7 separate regions of the Mus musculus genome follow, and regions 1, 2, 3, 4, 6 and 7 are each linked to region 5. The links are chromatin loops, found by intact Hi-C in ENCODE. Cell type or tissue: heart. All regions are shown on one strand. Region 1 overlaps Gm29871 (a long non-coding RNA gene). Region 2 has its middle 33 kb from the start of 9330188P03Rik. Region 3 has its middle 25 kb from the start of Gm6145. Region 4 has its middle 28 kb from the start of Spry2. Region 5 has its middle 30 kb from the start of 5430440P10Rik. Region 6 has its middle 24 kb from the start of 4930449E01Rik. Region 7 has its middle 25 kb from the start of 9330188P03Rik.

Evidence for each region. A loop is a pair of places that touch in the nucleus more often than their neighbours do. Peaks named below come from ENCODE experiments on the same cell type or tissue, not always from the same donor. Only the 100,000 strongest peaks of a DNase experiment are listed, where the experiment ranks them.
Region 1: it touches region 5 in a loop (5-fold over the local background); 5 of 42 quality-filtered maps call a loop at or near these places.
Region 2: it touches region 5 in a loop (2.0-fold over the local background); 2 of 42 quality-filtered maps call a loop at or near these places.
Region 3: a loop joins it to region 5, with 2.0 times the contacts of the local background. A loop is called at or near these places in 2 of 42 quality-filtered maps.
Region 4: a loop joins it to region 5, with 14 times the contacts of the local background. A loop is called at or near these places in 9 of 42 quality-filtered maps.
Region 6: it touches region 5 in a loop (2.5-fold over the local background); 3 of 42 quality-filtered maps call a loop at or near these places.
Region 7: a loop joins it to region 5, with 2.0 times the contacts of the local background. A loop is called at or near these places in 2 of 42 quality-filtered maps.

What each region holds. Positions count from the first base shown.
Region 1 is chr14:106,498,593-106,502,592 of GRCm38, forward strand. It overlaps Gm29871 (a long non-coding RNA gene), which reads left to right. Exons shown (of 5, transcript XR_874942.1): 3 at 2,341-2,441. Among named protein-coding and RNA genes, the nearest start is that of Gm29871, 14 kb to the left of the region's middle. In heart, a CTCF peak has its summit at 2,210 (motif pointing left); no DNase peak of the experiment used is centred here.
Region 2 is chr14:105,554,644-105,558,643 of GRCm38, forward strand. No RefSeq gene overlaps it. Among named protein-coding and RNA genes, the nearest start is that of 9330188P03Rik, 33 kb to the right of the region's middle. In heart, a CTCF peak has its summit at 2,350 (motif pointing right); no DNase peak of the experiment used is centred here.
Region 3 is chr14:105,666,920-105,670,919 of GRCm38, forward strand. No RefSeq gene overlaps it. Among named protein-coding and RNA genes, the nearest start is that of Gm6145, 25 kb to the left of the region's middle. In heart, a CTCF peak has its summit at 2,206; a DNase peak (open chromatin) is centred at 2,192.
Region 4 is chr14:105,922,877-105,926,876 of GRCm38, forward strand. No RefSeq gene overlaps it. Among named protein-coding and RNA genes, the nearest start is that of Spry2, 28 kb to the left of the region's middle. In heart, a CTCF peak has its summit at 2,052 (motif pointing left); no DNase peak of the experiment used is centred here; H3K4me3 peaks cover 531 bases; H3K27ac peaks cover 744 bases.
Region 5 is chr14:105,395,327-105,399,326 of GRCm38, forward strand. No RefSeq gene overlaps it. Among named protein-coding and RNA genes, the nearest start is that of 5430440P10Rik, 30 kb to the right of the region's middle. In heart, a CTCF peak has its summit at 2,293 (motif pointing right); a DNase peak (open chromatin) is centred at 2,425; H3K27ac peaks cover 562 bases.
Region 6 is chr14:105,473,036-105,477,035 of GRCm38, forward strand. No RefSeq gene overlaps it. Among named protein-coding and RNA genes, the nearest start is that of 4930449E01Rik, 24 kb to the right of the region's middle. In heart, a CTCF peak has its summit at 2,129 (motif pointing right); no DNase peak of the experiment used is centred here.
Region 7 is chr14:105,563,027-105,567,026 of GRCm38, forward strand. No RefSeq gene overlaps it. Among named protein-coding and RNA genes, the nearest start is that of 9330188P03Rik, 25 kb to the right of the region's middle. In heart, no CTCF peak of the experiment used is centred here; no DNase peak of the experiment used is centred here; H3K4me3 peaks cover 1,047 bases; H3K27ac peaks cover 1,405 bases.

The sequences.
Region 1 (4,000 bases), 1.1 Mb after region 5:
GTGTGCCCTGAAAGGAAGGTATAGACATCCTCCTTTCAAAACAGGGCTGGGAGTAGAGAAATGAAGGAAAATGCGGCCTGGTAAATTTTGCAATCTAATCGTGAAAAAACCGGGAAGTCTTCAATTTGTTTTGAAGGTGTTGTCTTGTTTAGAAAAATTAAGTCTTGTGCAATCATTCTGTGAGGCTGCATTATGGACGAGGCAGAGGGCGCGCACTGGCACGGACTCTCACTAGAACCCGTTTTCTTGGTTCCTCCCACTTTTTTTTTTTTCATGAACACCATCACACATTCGCTCCTGAGTGAGTATATCAATCTGCTTCGTGCCACTAACTTGAGGGAATTGTCAGCCTCCTTTTCTTTAATATTCCCACTGCTTCTTTCAATACAAACAGGTAACAGTTCTAGTAATGTCCTTACAAGTTTGCCATTTGATATGAATAAGATGCGCTCCGTCAATACAATCTATACCAGCATCCCTTTTACCCATTGTTTTTGTTGGTCTGTACCCGATGCAGAGTTAGTGTTCCCAGAGCGTTTCCTTTTGATAAGACTCCAAGGTCGGTCAACGGTCTGCAGAATGTTCACTATAAAATCCTGGGAACTTTCTCCATGGTGAAGATGTTGTCATATGGACATGGTCTTGTACATAGCACTTAGCTCTGCTTAGGATATTTAGCAATTGGTCTCCTTGGTGACTGGCAGCATCCCTCCAGCTCTTCTGAGCTTTGCATGGCAGTTCTGGGAACTTAAGTCTGGGCTACCCTACTTCTCTCAACCTAAAAGCACTTGAAAGGTGCTTAGGTCAGAGATAACATTGATGGTGTCAGTCTAGTATCACAGATTTAAAATTGCATATTGGAAAAAAAATCTAACCCTCAGATTTTTAATTGGGATGGATAATAATTAGCAGAATATCGACATGATTTCAGAATCGGTGAATATTCTCAAACTTATCAGGTATTCAAAATGAATATGTCTCACTGTTCTCATCCACTCTAGGGGCAGACCCCTGCATTACCACACTCGCCACCAACAGGTCACAAAAGCCATCCTCGCAAATTTATTCTTTCTTACCTGAGAGAAATACGAACAAAACTCCATAGCATTTCTTAAAATCTGCAAATGGCTTTTGCTAGGGAGTAAATGTGTCTAAGAAAATCCCCACTTTATAGGTAGGTTAAAGAACAGGGCTTGTAAGGGATGTCAGAGTGAGGAGTCAGGAGGCCCCATTCCCCCCACCAATGAGATCAACTTTATCCAAGTGCTAACCAGAACAGGCCAGTCTTTCTGTCCCTCTGTCTTTCCCTGTGTGCTGATACAGGTTCCTCCCACCAATGAGATCAACTTTATCCAAGTGCTAACCAGAACAGGCCAGTCCTTCTGTCCCTCTGTCTTTCCCTGTGTGCTGATACAGGTTTCTTTTTGTCATTTGAAAGCAGAGACCAGGCCCTTAGACTCTGCCACTATAGGCACATTACAGTCAAAACCCCTAGCTTTCAAAACTGTTAGAAGTAAAACTCTATAAAGTATGCAGGGTATGAAATGTTTATACAGTAATGCCAAGAGACAAAGCCACCTTTCGTCATAGGCTATCTGTTTTTTTCATAATGCTATAACACTTTCCATATTAAACATGACAATAAATACAGCCGTTCACAATAGTGTCCCTAAAATAGTTTAATAAAGTGCTTGGTATTTGACATCAGAAATGCTAACGAAATATTGGTCATTAACACTATCTGGGCCACGCTGAAATTTTGGTTCTTATGTTTAATGCTTGGCTGGTCTCCTTGACACTCTTGTTAAAAGATGCACCAATCTAGAATAATGTGCTCTTCACTTGAGAGCGTGAGATACAGAAAACAATCATGGAGGACCCTCCCTAATCCTAAACACAGAAACGTAGGCTGATTACACTCAACAGACAATTGCAAGAGGTACAAAACACTTGTTCCCGGCTGTGCTTAGCAGCTGTTCAGGCTTAAGGATCTCGGCCACGATACTTATTTCTGGCCTTTCAGTTACGAGTCTGCTTAGTATTACTTAAAATGCTGGTTTTGGTATCAGAAAAATTAGAATGGAATGAACGTGGAAGCAAGCCCATAATTATCCAAACAAAACCATGATTTTTACAGAGCAATCCCTCCTGTTATTTCCACTCATTTCGAAGCAGTGTTTTAACAGAAGAGAAGGGCGCCCTCTAGTGTTCTAATGAAAGATGAGCAATTACATACGCAATTCACTTCTCAACTTGAACTTGTTTATCTTAGACTCTCAATGAAGGATGCATACGCGTCAACAACTTTCCCCATGTTAACACCGAATATTTCCTTCACAGAGTAAACTGCGAAAGAGTCAGAGGAATGAAAGAAGGTCTCCTTTTCCCACCCTCCTCAGCATCCGGGCAGCTTAAACGGCACCATGATGATGACGTTTCAGGTGACTTTAGCCTTACAGGATGCCTCGTTGTAAGTTAGATGTGTTTCTATTCCCTTCTCCCCACCTCCAACTGTATCGGTCACTCTGTTTCCAGGCTCCCTTCTGCAGCCTTTACCACCACGTTAACAGGCTGGTGTGCTGATCCCAGTACCTCAAGAGCGCGATTGTGCTGTGTTTGGAGATGATGGGTCTTTATAGTTAGATAAGAAGGGTGGGGAACCTGCCATTACTCCTGAGTCCTTATGAGGCGAGGATACAGAGAATCGTGTGTGACGTCACACCATTTGCCATTTACAAGCGAAGCAGAGGCATCTACGGAGAGAGGTCCGTTCCGCTGATACCTTGATCTTGCACTTCCAGTTTCCAGATCCACAAGGAAACATTTCTGCACTTTAAGGAATCTACATGTTTTAATTTGTTGTGATAGTCCTAGCAAGCTCACCTAGAGTTCTCTTCTTGTCCTCTGCGCAGAAAGCTGATATTCTTTTTTTTTCAAAGTATTACTTCTAATTTAGTTTTGAGAAATGAGAACGGAAGTTTAAATATTAAACGGTCAAAATAGAAAATGTGTTATTTTCAGTTTAAAAACTGAATGGTAGTAATAGAAAAAGCGTTATCTTAGCTGTGTGTCGTCCTTCTCTCTCCTGAGCCTTAACTACATCATCCTCTGCCTTCCTTTCTCTACTCCAGTCTCCTTGCACACTACCTCCTAAACGGACAAAACAGACAGATGACAGAAAATACCTCACCTCACACCACATGAATTCCCAACTCTGAAAATTACAGGGGTGTTGAAGTTATAGATATGAATCATTATGTAAAGAGAGCTAGTTGCAACTAAGCTGGACTACCTACGGAGTTCAATGTGCGCTGGACAGCATAGACCAACGCTGCAGCGTGGTTGATATACTCAGGGCCACTCCACTGAAGAACGCTGATTGTCCAGTTAGGACTGATCAGTTCTGAATAACTTACTGAGGAGGGGTGCAACCACACCATCTTTTTACCCCCATGGGTTTTGGGATCTGAGCTCAGGTTTTCATGCTAATGCCACAGTTACTGACTGAACCCTCAGTCTGATTATCATGACATTTTAATGTTCATTTATCACCATCATCACCAAGTGCTGTTTAGTCTCGATTTCCTCACTGGCTTTCTAGTCACTTAAAAGACACATCCATGGTATGTATATGACAGCACTCTCAGGGGGAACACTTGCTCTGAATGTGGACAGGGAAGTCTACATGGCTAGGGAATGGACTGGAACAAAAGGGGGCTGGGGAAGCAAGGTGAACAGAGTTCGGTGACTGCAGACGCTGAACAGCCACTGGGTGCTTCTGCTGCGACACCCTCTCTGGTTACTCACCATATCTTTATGCTGTGAGGTAGAGAAAACCTTATTTCCCTATGTCTTGGTCAGGCGTTTTGTCACAGTAGTAAGAAAAGTAGCCAATGCAGTAATCAAGAGAAAATCACATTATATACTGGACTTTGTAAAATCATTTAGTGGGATATGAATCTGTAGTCATTTACATATAGTTTTTATTTTATAGAAATGT
Region 2 (4,000 bases), 160 kb after region 5:
GCAAAAACATAAGCAAAAAGATTCACACACATAAATAAAATTAAAATTAAAGAAATATTTCGCTTAAATATAGTCAGATCTACCTTTCCCCCAGGGTTTATTATGCCTAAAAAGAATCTGGGGAGTCTTAATATGGATGGTGAATCGGGTGAGAATCTAGTAAGTGAAGTCTGAGGACATGGCCTCATTAGTTATTCTTGTATACCCTCCTGCAGAAGATGGGCCAGAAGTAATATGCCTTTTAGAAAACCTGTAGGTGGGAAGTGAATGAAAGATAAATTGTGCGAATTTTTCCAACCTAAAAGCTTGTAGTCTGTCAATTATTAGTAACAAACATAATAATGAAGAGAGTCTCGTCTCTTTTTTAAGACACTATTTCCCTTGCTTGCATGTCTATGGGGCTGACATCTTCTGTCCTTCTGAATCTCTCTTTGCCTTAGTTTTTGAGACAAGGTCTTTTACTGGTCTGGACCTCACCAGTTAGACTATGCTGGCTGAAAAGTGAGACCCAGAGGTCTACATGTCTCTGCCTGTTAAATGCTTGGATGACGGGTGTACCAACACACCATACCCAGAATATTAATATTGGTTGTCAGGATCTAAGGTGGTTCCTCACACATACATGGCAAGGACTCAAGTCGAGCTATCTTCCCAGTTCAGTTCTGTCTGTTATTGTAATTGATCAAATGAAAAACTTAGCAGTGTTCTCAATGTTCCCATGGGGGCTTTAATGAGATAACTTATTCACAAACAATGAATTAGAAAGCACCTTAGAAAGTCTGTCACTCCCCATGAAAGACTGTTTGTGATTCTCCCCAAATTATTATTATTATTATTATTATTATTATTATTATTATTAGTAGTAGTAGTAGTATATTATATTTGGAACACAAATTGGAGTAGGTAGAAAAAATGGCTGCTGTAAGGTTTTCTTTTTCCATCCTAATCCCTGGGTCCTATGTCGATGGAACTTCATATTGCACACAGGAGCAACGACTTCAGGTGGCATTAAAACTGGTAATGAGCTCACTTGAAAATAAGAGATGGTTTTAAATTACCTGGGTAGACTTGGTATAATCAGAGACTTCTATGAGTAGACAAGAGAGAAAGAAGGATGTGACCTCCTGCCATTGGCTTTGAAGATAGTCAACAAGAACCCAGGGGTGCACAGGACTACAGGAGCTGAAATTACCTCTACCCTAGAGTGTCAGAGAGGAATGCTGATGCCTCAAGGTTTAGCCCAGTGAAGCTAGTTTCAGATATTTACCTGTGGAACATTGCCATTTTGTATTATTTCAAGTCATTGAATTTGTGGTTCTGTGTTGTAACAGCAGTATAATACTGATGCCGGGACACATTTTAATACAAGGGATTTCTAAGGTGATGGTGATTGAAGCAAATGACTAAGAGCAAATTGTCCAGAAAACAAAACAAAACAAAACAAGCATCAAACTGTGGCCTTTTTCCATCCACCTAGGCAAATACTCCCATCATGGCCAATTTCAAATGACCACAGTGCGGTCACTCAACTCTCAGTTATGAAGAGATGCACACAATGTCTCTGGAGGAGGAACACATCAGCACACTATTGGAATTAGTCTGGTAAGTTGGGTGCTTAGCCCTTTGGAATTTCATGACCCACATTAGTAGAGGCAGCTCTTCAGATAAGAACCCTGCACAACTAACTCAACATTCCAAATTAACTTGATGACATTTTCCCCTTGGGTAATAGACACTGTGGCCAGTGACGGAACAACAGTCACTATATCCAGTCACCCAGCCTAGACTTTTTCTCATACTGAAAAAACATTGAACCGCTTTGAAACTAGATCTTCCTTCTAACCTTATTGTCTCATAACAGTGAAGAAAAGTAGGAAAGATAGCATGAGAGAATCTGAGCTAGCGAGAAGAGCTGCAGCATTTCTCCTTTTCATCACTGACTATATTCATTGTGCAGGACAGGGCACATGGCGTCAAGCAGCTGATAAAAGAACTGTCTTTACGGACACCAAGATTGGTTGATGTCAATACTGAGAAGTCCTTCTTTCCTTCCACAACCAATCCAAGTTATCAATAGTGAATCACCTTACTCCCAAGGAACCCACTTGGGGGTGTGAGAAAGTGTTAGAATGGGATACAAAGCATTATCTTGTGACTGCTGCCCCATAAAGTCTGTGCTCTGGGCTTCTCAGTAGCCTCGGGAGTCTCTGCTGAGCTTGTTAACTCTCTCCTTAGGGTGGAGGTTCTTACTAATTAACTACATTTCTGTCTCTTCTTCCTGTTTAGATGATTTCTTCTGGATGACTCTGCCTCTCCAGAGTAAATGCTCATTTTGTCTCCTTGCCCTTCCTCTAGATGGCGTCAAATGCTGGGGGTTTGGTGTCAGGGGACTCCTTGTAATTCTGTGGCACAAGGTTGGGCTTCTGTGAACACAGGCTTTTGCTCTGTGTAGTCATTTTAGAACTCGTGGTGAAGAAGTTATTATTTACCTGGCCACTGGGATCTATTAGCATGACATTGGCTCTATGTGGTCTTTAGAAAAGAACATATTGGCTGCCACACCTAAGGTTTTCAGCTTCAGCCATTGCCCACAGCCTCATGTTTCCCTTGATCTTGACAGAGACTTCTTCCAGAATTCTGCTCCTTCCCCCACATCTACATGCTCTTGTTGGCACACACAGGATGCGTGGATGTTCCATACAGAAAAGTGGCATACCTAAGGTTCACAGGGCACCCTTTGTGGTGTTCTCACATAAGCTTCATGTTGGACACAAGAGAAGAGCTTCATGATCCTTGAAATTTTACCAAGGAAGTGTCTGTAACTCCATCAGTCTAGGGTCCCCAAGGTTGTTAGTGCAAGTAGTTCAAGTTCATTTGGTTATTCTTATATCGTAGGTACCTCTCTAACCTGCACTATCCTGAAAGAGGTTTCTCCCAATAGCCTCTTTTTACCTTTCTCATGGGCAATATCTATTTCAGTAAGGCTCACTGGTTAGCTTTAATAGGTGGGTGAGCTAGCCTTTCAACACAAATGAAGGAATTCTTCACACCGGAAGTAGCTTCTTGTTTTTCAATAAGGAATCATAGAAAAACTGAGATGTAGCCATTACCTAAGATTAAAGTGTATTGACATGAGTTAAACATGCAGCCCAGAAGTAGACCAAATAGTAGTAATAAAGTAGCCAAGCATTTGGTTTTCTTTAGTTTGAATGTTAGTTACTTTTTTGTTACTGTGATAAAACACTATGATCCCAAGCAATTTATGGGAAAAAGATTTATTTTGGCTTATGGCTCCAGATGCGGAGTCCGTTATGGTAGGAGAGAAATGTCAGCAGGTGTCTGGGGCAGGGACCTGAGAGATCACATCTTCAACTACAAACATGAAGCTGAGAGTATATAACTGGACATAAGCCAAGCCTGTGGGTTCTCAAAGCCCAGCCCCAATGACAGACTTCTTTCAGCAAGGTTCTACCACCTAAATCTTCCATATTTTCCAGAAGAAGTGCCAACAAGAAACCAACTGTTCAAATATATGACCCTGAGGGAGACATTTCTCATTCAAATCATCACAGTGCATAAGGTGGTGGTGGGCTCAGTCATCACCAGTGTGAACAACTCAAACTGGAAACAAAAACAGGACATTGATTTAATATCTTAGCTCTTCCCAATTTATCTGTTGAAAGAATTGTGCTAATGAAGACAGAAAAATCCCCTTATTTTCTGACCAGGATCATTTCAGAACTTAAATAAAGCCTGCTGTGGTGGTACATTTTTATGATCTCAGTACTATATAAAGCCAAGGCAAAAGAGTCATGAGTTCTAGGCTACACAGTGAGATCCTGCCTCAAAATAAAACTACAACTACAATGACAGCAAAGATTGGGGTGGGGGGGAGTAATTAAATCCTGTTGGGCTTTATGTCCAATGTGCTTATATACTAATTTGGTGAGTTTACTGGTATTAAAGTTGTCTGATCCCAGTGCTCTAACTAGCATTAATA
Region 3 (4,000 bases), 270 kb after region 5:
TGGCTCATGAGTTCCAGTGCAGGTTTCTGGAGATTTATTGGTGACAGCTTTTTCTTCCAAGAGAGTATGTCTCACTTGGCTTCCATCCATCATACACACTTCTGACCATTCTTCCTTGCATCAAACTCTCTCTTGAGATGCACAGAAGCCAGAGAGTTCAGTTGGTGCTGTGTTAGCCTCAATAATTTTCTGATTATTTTAGCAGTGCTGGGGAAAAATATGAAGTAAAAGTTTGTCTTAAGAATCTACCCTTTTCTAAATTATAGGTGATGGGACACAATAATAAGTCAGTACTGGCAAGGGTAGATGAGGGGGACAAAAATTCTAAGCCAGTGTGACATTCACAATGAGACTTGTCTCAAAACCAAAACAAATAAAAAACAAATAAACAAACAACAACACAAACGTTTATACTTCCAGGGAACTACTTCAAATACACTCACATTTTTAGAGCTTAACTTAGTCACATTTAAAAGAACATTATTTACATTGTTCAAAATTCACAATTGCCTATAGTTTCCAGACAGAAATAAATTATTCTCAAACCCTGTGGATACAGGGGCTTTGAAATAGACCAATGTGCCATGGAAACATTTTCTGTTGCATTAGTCCACAGGATAAGGAAATGTTCTAGACCAGTCCCTCTTGTGCATATCAAATACACAGACTGTGGGACTCCTGGATGCCATCCAACCCAACCTGCCACATTGCCCTGAAATAGTGTCACACTTTTCAAATTCTCCTATGAAAAGTTTACCTTAGAAATATTTTGTCTGAGTTCACCCAAGGAATTGAGATCACAATGCCCTGAGAAACGTGCTGTGTACAAGGTCTGTGACCAATGCACCAAAAACTCTAATCACCGTCAAACAGAACCTTCTAAATCTGCAGAACTGTGGGATTCGGATGCCCACACACACACAGGAGGAGTAAAGAGATTTCTCTAGCCTTGCCTGTCATCAGTCTTCCTGTTTTAACTAAAGTTTTTGTATCAGACTCAGGGACATGTACAGGGACATGTGAGTTTAAACGGGGTTACATTGTGTCACTGAAGTATCTCTCTATTCCTACGTTTTTCTCCTCACATCCAGTGGCATAGATGATTTGATCTGGATTTGTTTTTCACTGGAGATAAAGAGTATCTTTCGGAAACGTCAAGACAGCTTGTACAGGTTTAATATCAGGGGATAGTAAGATTAATGACAATAAAGAAAATACCAGGAACTGATAACACAACAGACAGACCTGAGTTGGATCAGTGATGTGCAGATGGAGGAGCCAGTTGTGCGGGATGGAAGGACGGGGTGGGAAGGAACAGTGCAGGAGGCAAAGGTTCTCTACCTCTGCTTTTCCTGTGTTTGTGAGTGTGGGCTGCAGTGGGCAGCAGCACCAAGAAAAGGGACTCAGTGTAGAGAAAACTAGTTGTTAAATGACCCTTAGGATCCAGCCTGTTAGAATCATAAAGGCAGCCTCAGTCAGAAAGGTAGGCAAGCCTCCCTCCAGCTCCAGCGGAGGTGCGAAGGAGCATAGCTGTGGGTCCTGGAAACCCGTGTTTGCACCGGACATTATTAGTATTTGAATTGGATGGTGGAGGGACAAGTGCATCTGAACTTATTAAAACACCTTACAGATGTTACGTTTTGATCCCTCTACTTAAGGCCATTTTGTCTGTATTATAAGACAGATTTAAAAAAAAACAGATTAAAGTCATTTCCCATTAAGTTCCTTAACTATTCTGAGAATTCTATGAAGCTCCAGAAGAAGTCCTCCAATTAATCCCTTTGTACCATCAAAGACTTCTATCCGCTATATTCTACTTTAATTATTTGCAAAAAATAGTTTAGGTACAGATCTTACTAGGAAAGCACTCCTCACTACTCTTTCCTTGTGCATACAGAACCCTCTCTCATAAAAATTGTGTTTATTTATTTGGTTGGTTTTTCCCTTCAGAGTCAAGCAGGCTGAAGTGAACCCATCTCATTTACCAAATAGACTTCATTTCAGGGTTACCTTGGCCGGGGCACATTAATTCTGATTAGCTAGGATTTTTGAAAATGAGTCAGCTCAAGATAAATGAAGCCTCCTGCCTAAAACCAATCGAGCTTGGCTGGGCAGGGGCTTGCTTTTCTTGCCTCTCTCTCCCCTCTCTTCCTGCCAGATTGTCTGAGAGTGCGCTGCGCTCAGGGATGGCCACCAGGGATAGCTTCAGCTCATTAACTTGCAGGAAGCTCTTCATAGGCATCACGCTTCCCTCATCTCCCGCGGAGGGTGCACTCGAGGTTTGAGCCGAGGTTTGAGCGTGGGGTGGGAATGGAGGCGTTTCCGTGCTATTTTGGTTTCTTCTACTGACTGGCTGCTCAGCTGTTCATGAGTCACCCTAACCTCAAAATCTGTCATTAGAACAGAAATAATGGCACCTATTTTCTGTGCCTGCCTGAATTGCATGAAGACATTATTCATATTTCTGAAATCCATGTGAGAATTAGTCAAGGTTAGATGTAAGGAAAAATTTTAATGTCATTGCTATTAAGTTATGATTTGTGTTTGTCTTTCAGACTTTGAGAATTCTCTGTACTGAAAAGTTAAGAATGAAAAGAGGTCTTGGGGTAAAATTTGGTATATTTGACAAGATAGTTCAAGAATACATATTTTTTCAAGATCTCTATCTATTTATCCACCATTTACCTTTCTATATAATACATTAGAACTTTTAAACTGTTATATATATATAATGCTGGGTTTTTATTCTCATGACAAATCTGAAAGGATAGTAATTTTAACTGCTGTCATTTTCTCCTGTTCCCATCTTTGTCCTACTTCTGAGACATAACCATACAAATAGATCAACACAACCAGACCTGTCTTAGCTACCATGCCACCATGAAGTGAGAAGCTGACATTAAGGCTTTGGGATGTAAAAGTCGTGGGGGTCGGGGTGGGGCAGTGGTCAGTAAACCGATTTTACCTGGATTGGGCAAGATGGTAGAACATTCCAGACCTTTGCAGAGACTGGAAATACCTGACCTATTCTTATGCTTTTAGAAAAGGGTCTCACTATGTAATTCATGCTGACCTTGAATTCATGGCAATCCTCCTGCCTCAGCCTCAGAACTTATTTATTCAAATGTTTACTTAATGACACGTTCTTGAGTAGCCTGTGCTGAATTAGACACTAGGGATGCCACTTACAGAAGACACTTGCCATAGGAGACCACACTTTAGAAAGAAGATACTAATGGAATATGGAAACAGTGTAACTCCCATGATATTTAGGAGATTCTCACTCAAATGTTGCAGATAAATGGTTCCTAAGGCAACTATTTGGAACCTCGAAGGGAAGGAATTCAGCTAATAAGGAGAAGAAAGCTCATCTATATCTTAAATATATTTTTCCTACAGCTTGTCTTGCCTACTTTAGTTGGTCTTTTTAATTTGTGAGTTTAATTTATTGTTGTTTCTGTTCCTTTATACTTACAAAGAAAATCATTAGAGGACATGGTTTTGTTTCTTAAAACATTTTATCTATAGTTGATATATTTATGAATTGTAGCTCTTAGCATTATACAATGTATGCTGTGTAGCCTTTGGTAGGGGATCATACGCAAATGTCAAAATTATGACATCATTTCACTTTTTTCTTTCAATATCCAGCTAGCTTACATGGCAGGTTTGTGTGTACAGCATATATCTGGAGAGACTATATCCAGATATTCTTTATCATATTAAGCTTCTTACACAGATTGTTGTATACTCAACCATTTGTTAGGAGTGTTTTACAAAGGCTCTGCTTGCTTGCTCCTCCTGGTCCACCCTTTTAAGGTTCCTTTCACATTGAGCAGTCTGTATTACTGATTCTTACCAATCCACTTCTGCCAGTCAGAACGGTCTTTGTGAAAAGCCTCTACGAACAAACAAAAGGAATCAATCAGATACCTGCTTTTCACTCTTCCCATCTTCTTAGGGTTTCCATTGCTGTGAAGAGACAGCATGACCAAGGCAA
Region 4 (4,000 bases), 530 kb after region 5:
TATAAATAAGGATATAAATTATCTGTGAATTAACACACAAACGACTTGGAAATGTCGAGGGCTCTGTCGTCTAGATGACTCATTTCACCCCCATTGAGTCACAGCTTCCTCTTGCTAACAGATGCTTAGAAATGGACTGGTTCGGTGAATTTCAAAGCAGCTGGAACCTCCGTGGCCTTAGCATCTCCTTTTCTGGATCACTGCGGCCTCTGGGCCACATGTAGGGGTGAGCTAGGGAGAAAGGAGCTGTGCGCAGACTTGCCTCCTGGCCTCCTGCTTGGCTGCCACTCACACAGCTTGCCCCCAGAATGGACTTCCTGTGTTGTCAGTCTTACTCAGTATCTCACCAAGCACTCTTTGTCACTCAGCCTGAGACAGAAAGGGGCGAGATAACAAATCTAGACTGCTTGTGTTGATTTTGTGGATAACCTAAAGGGCTCTCGGGGGGGGGGGGGGGGGCCCACCTCTACTTCGGCAACAGCCTTTCCTGTGACATTGAGCCAGGCTTTGGACATCCCGTTCCTTGGTTTGTGTCAATGAGGAATGAGGACCGCGGTGCTGTGTCCTCTTACTTTATTACAAAGTGCAGTAACTCGAACATTTTTCTGAACATTGAAAGCCCTTAGCAAAGAAAACATAACGAAACGCAAATTACAACCACCACAAGAGACAGACGGTCTTTTCTGTTCTCAGGAGATGGGAAGGAAATCACAGCTCACTAATTACATTCTTTACCTCCAAAAAGAATATGTTGTAGTCATGTAAATAAGGTCTTCCCTTCCGTCATCCTTCCAGTTTCCCCTATTATTATTGTTGTTGTTATTGTTATTATTTGCCCACATCACCATCCTCTTCCTGCAGATTTCCTTCTTCTACGTGGGAGACCTTAACACTTATATGGGGTCAAAGTTCAACAGCAACTGGCATTAGTCAAGAACGTGTCTAGTAGGCACCGAGACAAATAAGGAGATCAACTGAGTGATGGGACTGCATAGCAAGTCATGGTGTGTTGGCTTCAGCAAATTCCCTGGGTTCAGAAATGAATTCACAGAGGTAGCGTTGGCAAGCAGGGTCTCTGGACTTTGGTGTCTTTATATCCTAGGATGCGTATTTATCCGGAGCTCTTTGCAAAGGGATTGGACAGGATGGAAACCATCGAGAAATTGAAAGATTCTTCCTGTTGTGTGGGAGAAAGTATCATATCTATACCTGTAGCCTTTACCTTCCTTTGGTTAAACAATGAAAGTAGGCTCAGTGCACCTGGGAGAGAAACACTGGATCATTCCATTGCATTAGAATTTATAAAATATTCCAAAAATTCGAGAATGTATTTTAATTTCACGTAACAAAAAAAATCCCCCTTTAAGCGGTTGAGTTTATTGCTGCTATCTTGTGTTATGAAGACACTAGCAATATCAATCGTGACTTAGAAATCAGTTTACCTCGTCTTCCTCATGACATCTCAGGAAGGGACCTGCACACGGGCTCCCCATGCATCACGCATGCGCACCGTTTCCATGTGGACCGCAGCACCTGCACGGCAGGGCTGAACTCCTGAGCTCTGCACAGGAAGTACTTATACTACGTGTCCTAACGTTGTGCTTATTTCATTTTTCCTCCCAAAGACGTTATTCGATATTGGGTAGGAAACACTCAGAGATGATCCACATAGGACATATATTCACATATACATATACTTTTTAAAAATAAGTTATAAGACACATTCCAGTCTGTTCATAATATGGATCAGAATAGAAGGTAGATTATTAACTTTGTAAGCATTTTTCCCCCGGGTTTGTTTCGCCTTTATACCAGACATGCATTACTTTTTTTTTTTTTTAACTAAAATGTGAATAAAGAAAATGTTTTGACACTTGTTCAATAAAAGTGACTTTTGAGACAATTTACCAGTGGCAAATAATATTTGTGATTTATCATTTTTGTCAATCATGATAAAGGATCTGAAAATCCAGGAGAAAAGGCTTTTTTTTTTTTTTTTTTTTTTTTAAAGGCACACATTCAAACCCACAATGGTTGTGCTCCCTCTGCTGGCTCTACTGGGACAGTTTGGGAGGATAGAATAATAGCAAAGAAAATTCTGATTTTTGTGTGTGTTTTACATATTGTTTTGACAGAGACGTTTCTCCTGACAGAAAGTTTTAGGTTAGTTGGTAACATTTCCCCTAATATTTAGTAGTGATGCTGAAGCAGGCCTAGATTACTGTCATATTTTAAGTGAATTTCCTTTCTTATGTTAAGTAGAGCATAAAATGTAGCAATTATTTCTCCCCCATATTTTCCTCTGTTTGGGTACAGTCTCACTATATAGGCCATGCTGGTCTCGGCCTCCTAAGTACTGGGATTACAGGTGTGTATCGCCATGCCCAGTTCAAAATACAACAATTTTATTTTGTTGAAAAAAATTTTTTTTTTGTTAAAGATAACCTTGTATAACTAGTTATTGATAATTTGGTGTTTTCATCATTCATTCCAGTGTGTGTGTGTGTGTGTGTGTGTGTGTGTGTGGTATATGAAGATGTGTGTCTGTGTGTGTGTGTGTGCATGAGTGTGTGTATGTGTGTGCACATGTGTGTATGTGGTATATGAATGTGCGTGTGTGTGCATATGTGTGTGCCTGTATGAGTCTGTGTTCATGTATGTGGCATATATATGTGTGTATGTGTATGTATGTGTGGTATGTGCACAGGGACATGTAAAGTACAGCTCAGGTGTGATTGATTAATGACTGCTTGTGAGAATACAGTTTCTTCTTCTACCGTGGCTTCCAGTGAATCTCAGGAAGCAAACTCAGGGTATCAGGGGTGGAAACAAGCACCCTTAGCTTCTGATCGGTCTCGCTGGTTCTGTAACTGAGTCTAACCGTTCATTTGTTTACCTGTCCATCAGGCTCACACCAGAAAATAACCAGATGGGGATGATATCAACATAGGCTATTGCATTTAAGAAACCACTTTGTTAGATAACGTTCGTCTATATCTTCCTGTAGTATAGATATTTGGAATTGCTCAGGTAATATAACTTTTCATGGTCTAGAAATTAGAACTAAAGGTTCTCAGAATTACCCATTTTCTTTCTGGAATGTTGACGTTCACATCTCAGTGATGATCCATAGATACTGTCATTTAACAAATGCTTGCATTACATCACTGAATTCTTTGCTGTATTCTGTTATAACATTCTACACCATGTCTTAAAAAGTGTTCGATGTGGGCTGGAGAGATAGCTCAGCAGTTAAGAGCACTGACTGCTTTTCCAGAGGTCCTGAGTTCAATTCCACTGTTGTGCCTGAAGACAACAACAGTGTACTTACATATATAAAATAAATAAATGTTTTTTTAAAAAAGTGTTTGATGTGAAGCTTGTCTGTATTGAATTCAGCTCCTTCTACTGGTCTTTGCCTTTAGGTGAACATCAGTCAAGTAGCAGGTAATAAATGAGCTGGTTCCTAAAGGATGTGTGCACTCAGCAGGGAGGTTTTGAGGAGGTTGAGAGGCTCTAAGGACTTTTAGAAGAGTCAAAGAGAGAATCACTGCTTCTAGGAAAGGCCAGACTGCTAGGAAAAGGGGTGGGGAATAAGGAAAAGATGGGGGCGCTGTGTAGCAGGGAGGATAGAAACAGCATTTCCTTACCTGAGAAACCCTCCCCCTAAATATTTATCTTTGTGAGGAAATGCCCTAACAAGTAATGACGTAAACAAGTTAACATCCGCAGTTCATTTTCAGACCCTGCAAATCATCACCAAAAAGAAGGTGTGGGTCAGAGGCAGCTAACGTCAGGGAGAAGCGGTTTCAAAAGAAGCAATTCAGCTGTAGCTGCTAGAGTTCTGGCGTGGCATGGGAAGGCTCTGGAATGACTGATGATGTGGAGGACACTAGGGATGGAGCAGAAACAGATCCTTGGGTTTTAGTGCTGAGGAAAAGGACCATCGGGCAGTGTGTCAAGGCAAAGGTAAAATGTGTTCGCTACGGCTGGCTGGGTG
Region 5 (4,000 bases):
GTGGCTAAGATCACTCACTGACTGTTCTTCCAGAGGACCAGAGCTCAGTCCCTAGAGCCCACATTGGTCATCTCACAACGACCTGAGCCTCCAACTCCTGGAGATCCTCTTCTGACCTCCAAGGGGATCTGTGCACCTCTCTCTCTCTCTCTCTCTCATAAATAAATAAATAAATAAATAAAAATTTAAGGCTATTAAGACAAAACCCATTTTATTCTCATCTGAGGTTTAAAACACTAGTGATCCAATCTCCAAAGTTTATATATTTCTAGACTCAGAGAAATTTCTTAAGATACAGAATAATCTACCAGATTTTGTTCTTGCATGTTCAGACATATGCAGTGAAAAACTCTATTATCCAAAACAGTGGAAAAATAATTTCATAAGCTTCTGGATGTTGAAGTTATTACCTGAAACTTGCATACTTGAGATATACAAAGATTTTTTTCAATTGAGTAGCGTTTTGGTTTTTTTTTTTTTCTTAAACTCATGGTACATAAGTGGTACATTATAAGAAACTTTAATGATGGTCCCACAAACAATTATAAAAGTCTTTATTCCTAAAATACATAGATCTTATTGAAGTGGAAGAGCGTAGATTTGGAAATGTATTTTCCTAAATCACATACTATGTCTATCCTGGTACCAGTGTTTACTCCTCAAGAATGTCGACAGCAAAAGATAAGACAACTGGCCTTAGCATCCAATGAGAATAATAGTTATTCTCTTGGTTTAAAATGAAATGTAGACTCTTGATTTAAACAGAAAACAAAAGACAAACAACTCTTAGTAGTCAGCATTCACCACTAACCATCTGATTTCAGGAACATGTCTATTAAGTACCCGTGGTAAAGGAAATAGCATTGTCTCTATTTAGACCCCTTACCCCTCTGCAACTCTCCTCTGATCAGTGAAGCCAGGAAGGAGAGTAAGGAGGGAAGAGCCATTCCTGGATGTCTCTGACTTGAGCATAGCAGCACCTCCGCAGATTCTGAGCTCTTTGACAACATCTCTGTGTCCTGCTCTGTGTCTTGGATCTTAGGCCTTTGGCTTCCTTGGGCGTGAAGACCACCTAGAACTCAGTCAACATTTTGAGAACTCCCCTTGCTCCCGCGGCGTCTTTTTGTGGGCATTTCTTTGTCCCTATCCTGTACAGAACGCACGGTGGCCTGTCTTCCACTGCTTGCCCATGCATCGGGCTGAGTGTGTGAAAAGGACACACCTGTCCTGTTCTGCCTGTAGGAATGATATTGCCTCTCAGGTTCGTTTGTGCTGATGCTTCCCCCACCTGGATGCTGTCTCTAGGTTACTCGGGCCTGAATCAGGAACAGCCCACTCCGCTCCTCTGTTTTCGGAGGACACAGAGAAGTTCTGAGTGTGCTATCCTCAGTCTCTATACTGGGCCTCAAGGCTGAGACGCAGCTCTGCTTTTCTATCCTGCCTTCAAAATGGGAGTGGATGAAGACATCACACACACCTGTTGCCCCTAGGGAAACTCTCCCCAAATGTTCAACTCCTTAGTTTTTCTAATTTTAACTTTTTTTGTGGCAAATAGTGGGCATGAGGGGTGAATGTCGCAGGCTGATTCCTTTGCTGATTCTGACATACATGGACATGGAATTATATTTTTTTTTACTAGGACAGTAATTGTCATTTTCTAGCATTAAAAACTTAGACCAAAGTAGTTCCATGCTAAAAACCTTTCATGCTTACATTTTAAAACATGTTAACTTGTCCAGACCATGAAAAGAAAAATATCCCCCAAAGGAACTTCTGAGAATTGACATTAAATATTTGCTTTACATTCTCAATGTTTGCAGGAAGCAAATTTTCTGTGCTTTTAAGTTTATTTTCTGATTGTTTTTGCTATTTTAATGTTACATTCTGCTCCAAGAATGTGGTCTTAATTGACAACATGTGTCTTTAGGAAGTCAGTTCAGGGGACCAATTATGTTGTAAATCACGGATTACACTGAGTCATGTTTCATCCACAAAATTCCAAGTTGGCGCTCAATGTAGAGACAATAGAGATGAGCATGTAGAGACAATGGAGATGAGCATTGCTTTGCACATGGAACTCCGAAGAGTCCTCAGGGAGACTAATACTTTCTTGGAGGCACAAGGTGTTGCTCTCTGGTATTCTTCACCGTAGCTGTGAAAAGAAAGCAAACACTTGTCCGCACTTTCTTCCACTTTCCCACCCTTGGCTTCCCCTAGAAATAAAAAGGTCTTCCATGTTGAATGAAACCTTAATCCGGGTTCCAACTCTGTGAGTCAGTAGATGACCACCAGGGGGCAGTTATGTTAAGCTTGTGGGCTTCCGTCTGCGGGCATGGGGACTTATGGAAGGTTTCAGAGCAGGATAGTGACCTGCTCTGAAGATGAAATTGGCAGGCAAAGTGAAAGAGAAATAAAGGCAGAGCCAGATCCCGGGGCTGCATGACTCTGAGGAGAAGTGGTGCAGCGGCCCTGGGGAAGATACATCAGCAGAGAACAGCATTCTGAGATAACGCTGGAAGAAGTGTTAAGGGAGTTGGAGGGTGGGTGGCTATGGAGGGAGACTAGACACGGAGAGCAAGTTTTCTGTGCCTGGGATGTTTATTTCGAAGATGATAATTCTGAGTTATTGCTGCTTAGGCATTACCCCTTTATATGAAATCCATTTCGTTGAAGTAAAATTAATAAAAATTTAAAGTGTATTTTTGAAATTGTCATTCTTCAAAAGTCTCCTAGAATACTTAAAGTATCAGTCTCTGACATTTGTGGAGGATTCAGGATTAAAGTGTCAGCTGGTTCTGTGCGAGCATGTGTGTGTGTGTGTGTGTGTGTGTGTGTGTGTGTGTGTAGAGGAGGGGGGCAAATGTGATGTCTGCCTTCCTTTGTTAGTTATCATGTTTTTCTCCTTTATTAAATCACAGATAGTTGGAGAAAGAGGGCCCCGATCTGCCTTTCTAGTCTGATTTACAGTCACTAGCCAGTGGAGAATTATGGGTACATGTCTCAGGAGACCTTTGTGTTAATACATAAATCCACATTATGTCAGAGCACTTACACCTCGACATTTTAACAGAATGGAGAGTAAATGCAATGTTTGCCCAAATATCAGTGAGTTCAGCCCATGATGGTGTTGCATCTTGGAAAGTTTTCGAGCAAGCCCCTGAAAGATGGAAGCTAGAAACCAGACCCTGTCAAACACTGCTGTTAATGTGACCCGTGGATTCTGACGTTTTAAATTTCAGTTTTGCAATTTCTTTTTCCTCTGTCCTTTCACTGGTTCAGCTCTAGCAAAAGTAGATGATGTCAATTACAAAAATAAACACTGAAGCTTGAGGGGTTTGCTATTAGAGAACCTGAAGTTTTGATGTAAGATTCAAGATAAAGAACATCACGCCAGACTTTCCAAATTATGTAATTGGTTCTTAGCAAACAAGCACTTAGGATAAAAAAGTTTCAAAAGCCACATGTGTCTGGTTTCTCTATTATGGTGCCCTGGAGTTTTAAAGCCACCTTCCCCAGGTCCCCACCACACTGATGCGTATTTTCCTGAAGAGTGTCCCTTTCATACAGTTGCGACCACGTGTGTCGTGGCAGTCATCCTCCATGGGATTTCTGATTCACCTTTTCCCACCACCTTGAAAGGCTCTGTCAATCATGAGTTTGGATAAGGCATTCTTTTATATTTTCTAAAATATATTCAGGGCTGCGGAGTTGGCTCAGTAGTTAAGTAGTGTGTTGTACAGCTAGCAACAGTGAGGACCAGAGGTCAGCTTTCTGGCATTTACATCAATGCTGGGGGGGGGGGGGGAGTGGGAGGGGTCTGCTAGTAATTCCAGTGCCTTTACAGCAAAGTCACAGATCCTAGGAGTGAGCTGGACAGCTAGGCTGGCTGAATGGACAACTTTTGGTTTTGAGGGACCATACCTCAGTGAATAAGATGGAGAATAATCAAGAGAAATTCCTTATGCTAACTTCAGGTTTCCACAGGCATGTGCACACACAT
Region 6 (4,000 bases), 78 kb after region 5:
TAGAGATATTAACTGAAAGTTAAGAGTCTCCTCTTTTGTTCTTCTCATTGTCTCTTTTGTTCTACTAGTTCTCAACTTTCTATTCATAGCTGGGACTATGTGTAAGTAGCCAGACTGATGGCATTTATAATTATTGTTTACATTTCATATTAACTTTTAGTTTTCCTATTTTCACATTTATGATAAAGTCAAGGCTTCTCAAGTTTTATTAAATATGCTTAGTTACTTACAGTTTGACACTCTTATTTCATTGATTACTGTCTTGTTTTATTATCTTAGATGGAGGGACTAGTACAGTTGTTGCAAAACCCAGATCATATATAAGCACTATTCCAGTTTTCACCTGGTTACTGAGGGAGATATAGTTTAATTAAATGGGCAGTGGTTCAGGCTTCCCTTTCTGATTAGTAAGCTTTACAAGTTGGTTGATTCCATAGATATCACTTCCAAGCTTCATTAGTTTCTAAAGTCATTTATCTACCCCAAATGTTTAAAAACTTTATTGGAACATACTGAATTGACACTAGGACTATGGAATAGAGGTAATGGAAGTTGGAGCATAGGAAAAAGATGGTGGGTACAAAAAAAGGTGAGCTTGACATCTCTGAGTCTTTGCTAGAAGGAAGAGAAAAAGGATCATTGAAATGACGTTATCATTTATATAAAGTTTCAGGACACTCAGGAGACATATATGCCTAAGGTGAGATTTGATAGAACATTTAGATATCAAGTGTTTATCAAGAGGAAACATGTGGGGCCAGGGAATTGGGGATGGGGGACCAGGCCTGGAACAAGAGGGAGATCAAAGTGTGTCCAAACCCTGGAAATCTGTCCAGAGATCAGCAGTAGGATCTAGTCCTTTCCCTCTGCCCTGGGCCTTCATATCCACTTGTAGCCCTTGCTGGCCTACTTCGCCCCAGTGGAGGAGGTCATGTAGCCAGGTTAAACTTCCTTTCCCCTTATAAGGCCAAGTCCAGCAGCACCAGGAACTTCTCATTATGCAAATGAGGCATCCCTAGTGCACTGGCCCTGTCAACGATGTACACTCACTCCACAGTCCCCGTAAACAGCCGCATGAAAATTAGCTGTCTCACTGAAGAGGCCATCCTCACCACTACCTGCGATCTTTTAGCTCCAGCCTTAGGTCTTCCCCCAGGATTCACCAGTAGTGATCAGGCAGATCCTGCTATATGAGAAGTCTGAATTGCAGAGAATCTCTTAAGCCTAGCAGAAAAACCTAACACTGCACCAAGGGAGTAGGACCTTACCACTCCAGACTGGTCAGGATCTTATCAAATTTACCCTCTGGAGCAATATATTTTGCCAAATATAGCTAACTGTGTTCAGTATATGCTCTTACATATCAATAGCTATTACATATCAATAGCTATTACATATCAATAGCTATTGGAAATATTTTGTCAAGTTCCCAATGCACTTGTATGTACACAGAGACAAGGTAGCTATTGAGAAAGGGAAAAAATGGAAAAAAATTGCCTTCCAAAGTTTGCTCTATCACTTGTCAGCTGAAGCAGGATAAGGAATAACGTAAGAGCAATCTCTGTGTTAGATACATAAAAGTCACTCATAGAAATCATTAGTTTAATTTTCTAACTTTCTAAGAAAGTGTTTCTATTTTAAAAATGTTTAGACAAAAAACGTGTGTGTGAATAATGTACAACGTGATGTTTTGCAATACGCAGGCATCATAAATGGGTAGATCTGCTTAACTAAATAATGGTGGATTAATTCAGATGCATTAATTCATGCAGTAGTCATTTGGGGATGAGTGCTCTTAACACCTACTCTTTGCGTTTGCAAAGAAGCCAGACAGATGCAAAGCCAGGTCAGTCACAGTTACGTGTGCCTGAAGATGTGGCTAACTGGCTGTCTGCTTTTTTGCTTCCTTACTTTGTGAGTGGAAAGGCGGATGCTGTTAAGTTTCTGCCACAACTGGGTGGATTAAAAAGACTATCACTGGTGAAACCAATGTTATTTATCATTTCAACCCTCCCTTTAGAAGAAGTCTGTGGTGACCAGACACTTTTTTTTTTTAAATAAGAAAAATCTTTGTGAGCTACTTCCTATGCTTGTACCAGCCCCAGCCTTTCCTCTTGAGATTGGGCCTATAGGTGGCAGCAACTGTAAACTCTTGAGGTGGGGAGCTCTGTGCCAAAAGCTCTCTTGAAATACTTGGAATAGTTTAAATATTCTTTGATATTCAAAAAATGAAATTTTCTCAGATAAGGAAGTGAAAAACCAGCCTTCAGCTGTGACTTGTGAGTAGATTCTCCATAATCCACATTGCAGAGATTAGACAGGACACAGAGCCTTGACAGGCTGTCTCTAGAGGTTTATTCTGTAATCATGGTTGGGGTCAGTCTTGTGACTGGCATGGCCAGATTGGCTATCTTTTCCATAGAATCATTGTGGATAAAAGATTTTGGGTCTACAACAGCCTATGGTATGGCCATCAAGCCCTTTGTGCTAAGCATTCAATAAATGCTGGGGTTTTAACTCCACGCTCGTATGTTCCACTGATTGTGAATGTGAATCACCAAGATAATTCAAGGTTTTGCAAGTCAAAAAATGATAACTTGCATAAATCAGCATATGACTTAAGGGAAACTTATAGACAATTTCCATTATAGTTTGGGTTATTTTATTAAATTTTTTTTACTTATTTATTTTTGAGGGCATGGAATTTTATCTGGCTTTCAAGGTGAGGAACACTTGTATTTTCAGTGATGTTTTCCAAGGGACTGTCAGTTAGGTTCTATTAGTTAGGAGGAGCTGAGACAATATGAACTTTAGATGTCTGTCTATAAGTGATTGATAAACTATATTTGACATGATTAATCTAATCACACCAGTCATTTTCAGGGTTTATAGTCTTGTGGCTCAGTCCTTTGGGAGACAGTGGATTGTATCAGTTATATTTCAGCCAGCTAGACCCAGCCTTTATGTTTCCCCATCCTGACGATAGCCTTAAATGATTCTCCTTTATCCATTGCCCTAAAATGCTGTAAGGAGTAAAAGATTGCTACTTCAAATATAGACCATTGGCCATTGAGCACAAATTGTTTAAATTTAAGTATTTAAATAAAAGTCAAATACATTTAAAAAATATAATCAAAAAGGGATTTTTTTTGGTAGGCATTATTTAGTTGGGCTATTTCAGTTATGTTAATTCATTGGAAAAAGAAAATAAAATAGTATCACTTCTATAAAGAAAGTTTTAGTATGTGCCAATAGCAAGAGATTCACTGAATCAGAACAGATGGAAAGATGATCCAGCGGCTAAGAATGTGTAATGCTCTACAGAGGACCAGAGGTCAGTTTCCAGCACCAAAGACTGGCAGTTTACATGTACCTCCAGCCCGAGGATCTGACGCCCTCTTCTGGCTCCATGAGTACCTGTACTTCTGTGCACATAGCACACAGACACGCAGACACACACACACACGTTAAAAACATCTTTAAAGAAACAGCTAATAAACACTTGAAACAACAATATGAACTAACCAGGACCCCCAGAGCTTGTGTCTCTAGCTGCATATGTAGCAGAAGATGACCTAGTCGGCCATCACTGAGAAGAGAGGCCCCTTGGTTTTGGAAACTTTATATACCTCAGTACAGGGGAATGCCAGGGCCAAGAAGTGGGAGTGGGTGGATAGGGGAGCAGGGCGGAGGGAGGGTATAGGGGACTTTCAGGATAGCATTTGAAATGTATATAAAGAAAATATCTAATAAAAAATAAAAGTAAAAAAAAAGAAAGAAAGAAAGGAAGGAAGGAAGAGAAAGAAAGAAAGAAAGAAAGAAAGAAAGAAAGAAAGAAAGAAAGAAAGAAAGAAAGAAAGAAGGAAGGAAGGAAAGGAAGGAAGGAAGGAAGGAAGGAAGGAAGGAAGGAAGGAAGGAAGGAAGGCAGGCAGGCAGGCAGGCACCCATGTTATAGATTTCAGGATTTTTTTTTTAAAGTAAGGTATTGACATTTTAGGTT
Region 7 (4,000 bases), 170 kb after region 5:
GAAGATGAATCTGGCAGAAGCATGCAGACTGCATTGGGTGGGGAAGGAAGAAGTTGATAGACCATATTAAAGTGTGTTGAAGATAGACCATATGTGCAATTGTAAGAGTCTCAACTTACTTTGGACACACAATTGTGAACTTTGAATGAGACTGCCTTGTAGCATTATTATTAGAATCCCTACAGGCACTTTTTTTTTTTTACCTCTCTCATTTTCCTCACAATCAGAAGGACACAACTTCCCACATTTTGAAGTAGAGCAATGGAAAGGACTCTGGGACAAGGACATGAGGTCAGTGGGAAAAAAAATAAGGAACTAGAAATAATCAGTCTAAGGAGAAGAAGCAGAGTCCGAAGACTCTCGAATGGAAGCCACTTGGGAGATCTCACGAGGTTGAAGTGTTCATCTGAATGGCCTTCATCCCAGATGCAAATTCATCCGACAGAAGTGTGTGTGCCAGCACCAGAGAGCATAGACTCCTGAGATGATACTTAATATAGTACCAACTCCACAGGGGTTGGCAAATAGAGACAGCCAATATAACAGTGGTTTGGCTTAAAACTGTTTCACTTAATTGTGGCTTGTAATTGGTACTTGTTTGGTAGAAATTTTAATTTAATTTTTAATCTTCCCTTAGGTGAGTGACATGCAATGTGGTGGTCTTTGTTGATGCTGGATGGTGGCCTTCAGCCATAGCTTGCAGTCAGCCTTTACAGTGTACAGTGTTGTTAAACTATGCTGTGCAGTAAGTGTTGTGCAATAAGACCATTTTCCACTCATTGCATTGTCAACTTAGGGTGGGTTTGTCAAGATCTAACCCTACTGTAAGGGGAGAAGCATTATTGTTGCGGATCAGGGCTGTTTGTCCTCTCAGCCATGCCCACAGCATGGCGTCAATACCTTGCTCACAGAAACCACATAGATATGTCTGCTTGCTTTTTGAGAAGACAAAATTAGCAAGCAAAGGCCCTGTGGTGTCTGTGCCATCATGCCAGGATCAAGGAGACCAATTTTTTTAAATTGTTGACAAACTGCAATTTATCAAATATTTATTGATTAGTTTGAACTGCAAGTGATCAGAAGACTGTTAAATTATATGAACAGGTGGGTTGAAATAAGAGTATCCTTATTTAACTCTACAAATCCATAATACATAAAAACCCAACACAAAAGAGTAATTGCCCTGAAGTCTTCACAGCAGCTTACACTTCTTTTTTTTTCTTTTTAATATCTTTTTATTACGTATTTTCCTCAATTACATTTCCAATGCTATCCCAAAAGTCCCCCATACCCTCCCCCCCCCACTTCCCTATCCACCCATTCCCATTTTTTTTTTTTGGCCCTGGAGTTCCCCTGTACTGGGGCATATAAAGTTTGCGTGTCCAATGGGCCTCTCTTTCCAGTGATGGCCAACTATGCCATCTTTTGATACGTATGTAGCTAGAGTCAAGAGCTCCGGGGTACTGGTTAGTTCATAATGTTGTTCCATCTATAGGGTTGCAGGTCCCTTTAGCTCCTTGGGTACTTTCTCTAGCTCCTCCATTGGGAGCCCTGTGATCCATCCATTAGCTGACTGTGAGCATCCACTTCTGTGTTTGCTAGGCCCCGACATAGTCTCACAAGAGGCAGCTACATCTGGGTCCTTTCGATAAAATCTTGCTAGTGTATGCAATGGTGTCAGCGTTTGGATGCTGATTATGGGATGGATCCCTGGATATGGCAGTCTCTAGATGGTCCATCCTTTCGTCACAGCTCCAAACTTTGAAGGAGACCAATTCTTGCAGACTAGAGCTTAGGATTCTTGGTGAACCAAAAGCGTTTGCCATGACACCACCTCTACCTTAAGCTACACACATTAATACTTTGAAGAAACTAAAACTAGTTTTAGATTCATTCTTCCATTCTTTCTATGCCATGGAATTCAAGTCACCCAAGAGAGAGGTAACACCCTCTTCTTGCATTCCTCCCTCAGATTTTATGTGGCATGACCTGTGGTTTAGGAGCAGGAAAGCTGTCTGCACAGTTACATTCTTACTATTTGAAGTCGGTAGTATATCTGCCTTTAAGTTCAGACAATCAAAGCCGTCCTGCACCTTAGGCTCCCTACCACTGTCTACTTTTCCTCCTGAAGTAATAGTGAGCATCAACTCTGAGAGACACTGTTTGTACCATGGGTTGAATATTTGTTCCGTATCTGGTAATATCCTGAGAGCTTTCCATACAGTCTTCTTTAACCTATATAGCCCCTTTAGCTAGCAGCTATCATGTTCCATTTTTCCAGAGGATGAAATGGGATCAGAAATTAAGAAACATACCTAGTCATTTAAGAAATTAACATGGACTAGCAAAGGCTCCCAGGGTATTAGTGATGAGAAATTGAACTTTTTCACTGTCTCCCTAAGTAAGAGTTTCAGTATTACATTTATGAGTGATAAACCGAATAAAGGTCAGGGTATGCATAGACACACAGTCAACTTCTTGTATATATCTTAGAACATCTGAAATCTCAGCTAATGAATGGAACTTCAGTAAAATGCCAGCTGAGAATCCCCAGGCTGAAGCACACTTCCCAGGTTGAGTCAACTCTACGACCATTTTTTTCCCCTAGTCTTTCATATCTAAAAGTTCTGATGTTAAACGACCCACCCAAGTAAAACCACCCTTCCCCCACACACATAAAATAACAAATTATTTGGGAATAATTTGCAATTAGTAGAATAATTATTTGAGATCTAACCTAGCAATGCAGTTGATGAGGAAAACATGCCCTTTGTAGATATCTAGTATACTAGACTGTGGAGAAACGGCGCTAAGGTCAAAACTGCTCAAAGCGGTCACACAACGGACTGAAAGACAGCAGCAAGAGGGGACTGTGGAGCTGATGCCGCTCCGCGAGCTGGGCGTGGAACGTGGTGAAGAAATCTGTTGTTATAATGTCATGTTTGTATAGATTCACACTTAGGCTTGGACATGCTTCTATTCTAGGAACTCGGTAAGATAACCAGAGGGGATGGAAATTCCTGCCTGGACTTGGGTTTTTAGACAAGCTTCCTCTCTTCTCAACACCTGTCACGTGAGAAACGGCAGCTCGAGCACAGACTTGGCAGGCAGAGCTGTTCGTGTTTTCTTAAACACTCTTCCTTTCTCTGCAGTCGTACCTATTTTGAGAGAAGAAGTAGTCTCACACTCGCTGCCCAGACTTCCGAAGGGCATTGAAGGCTTGTTTGGAGCACAGAATTTATGCCGTGCTGACAAATAGCTGACACCGTAATGCTGCCCAGAGAATCTACACTGTCTGCCGACCAGGATCCCATTAATATGCAGTATTTCATGGACAACCTTTTCTAAGTAGGTTTGAGAGGATAATGCCTTGTTTGAATAATAATATGGCACATTTTACTATTCAAAGCACCTTATCGTAAATCTCTCATTTCATTTTTGAAAGCACTAGGGAGATAAGACCAGGATTATTACCTGTGGGTACTTGGAAGCTCAGAAAAGTCAAGTAAGTCACAAGGCAGCCTCCAAGGACAGCTGAGGTTTCCAACTCTTCTTTCCCAGCTCAGTTGGGCAGTGTAAGAAGAATGTTCAGGCTCCAGTACCACGGGTAGAATACTGAATTTCCAGGCACAGCCACTGCCTCTTCCATTTCCATAGCTTGCTTCCAGCATCATTTAGACGTTGTGGCCATATAAACAAAACAAAAATTGTGAATTATAAACAAAAGCTCATAATTCAACCTAGTCTCTTAGAAAATGTTTTTTAAAATCCAACTAAAAAAGTACATGAACTAATTAAAAAATATTTCTTGTTTGTTTGCTTGCTTATTCATTCATAGACAGGAGTTTACCATGTAGCCCAGGCTGGACGGGGACTAATTATATGTACAGGCTGGCCTTGATCTTGTAAGTCTGTTGTGTCAGCCTCCAGAGTGCAGCAAATACAGATGTGCATTTCTACATTTGTTTTAGCATATTGATTTTGAAAGATTTTCTTAATA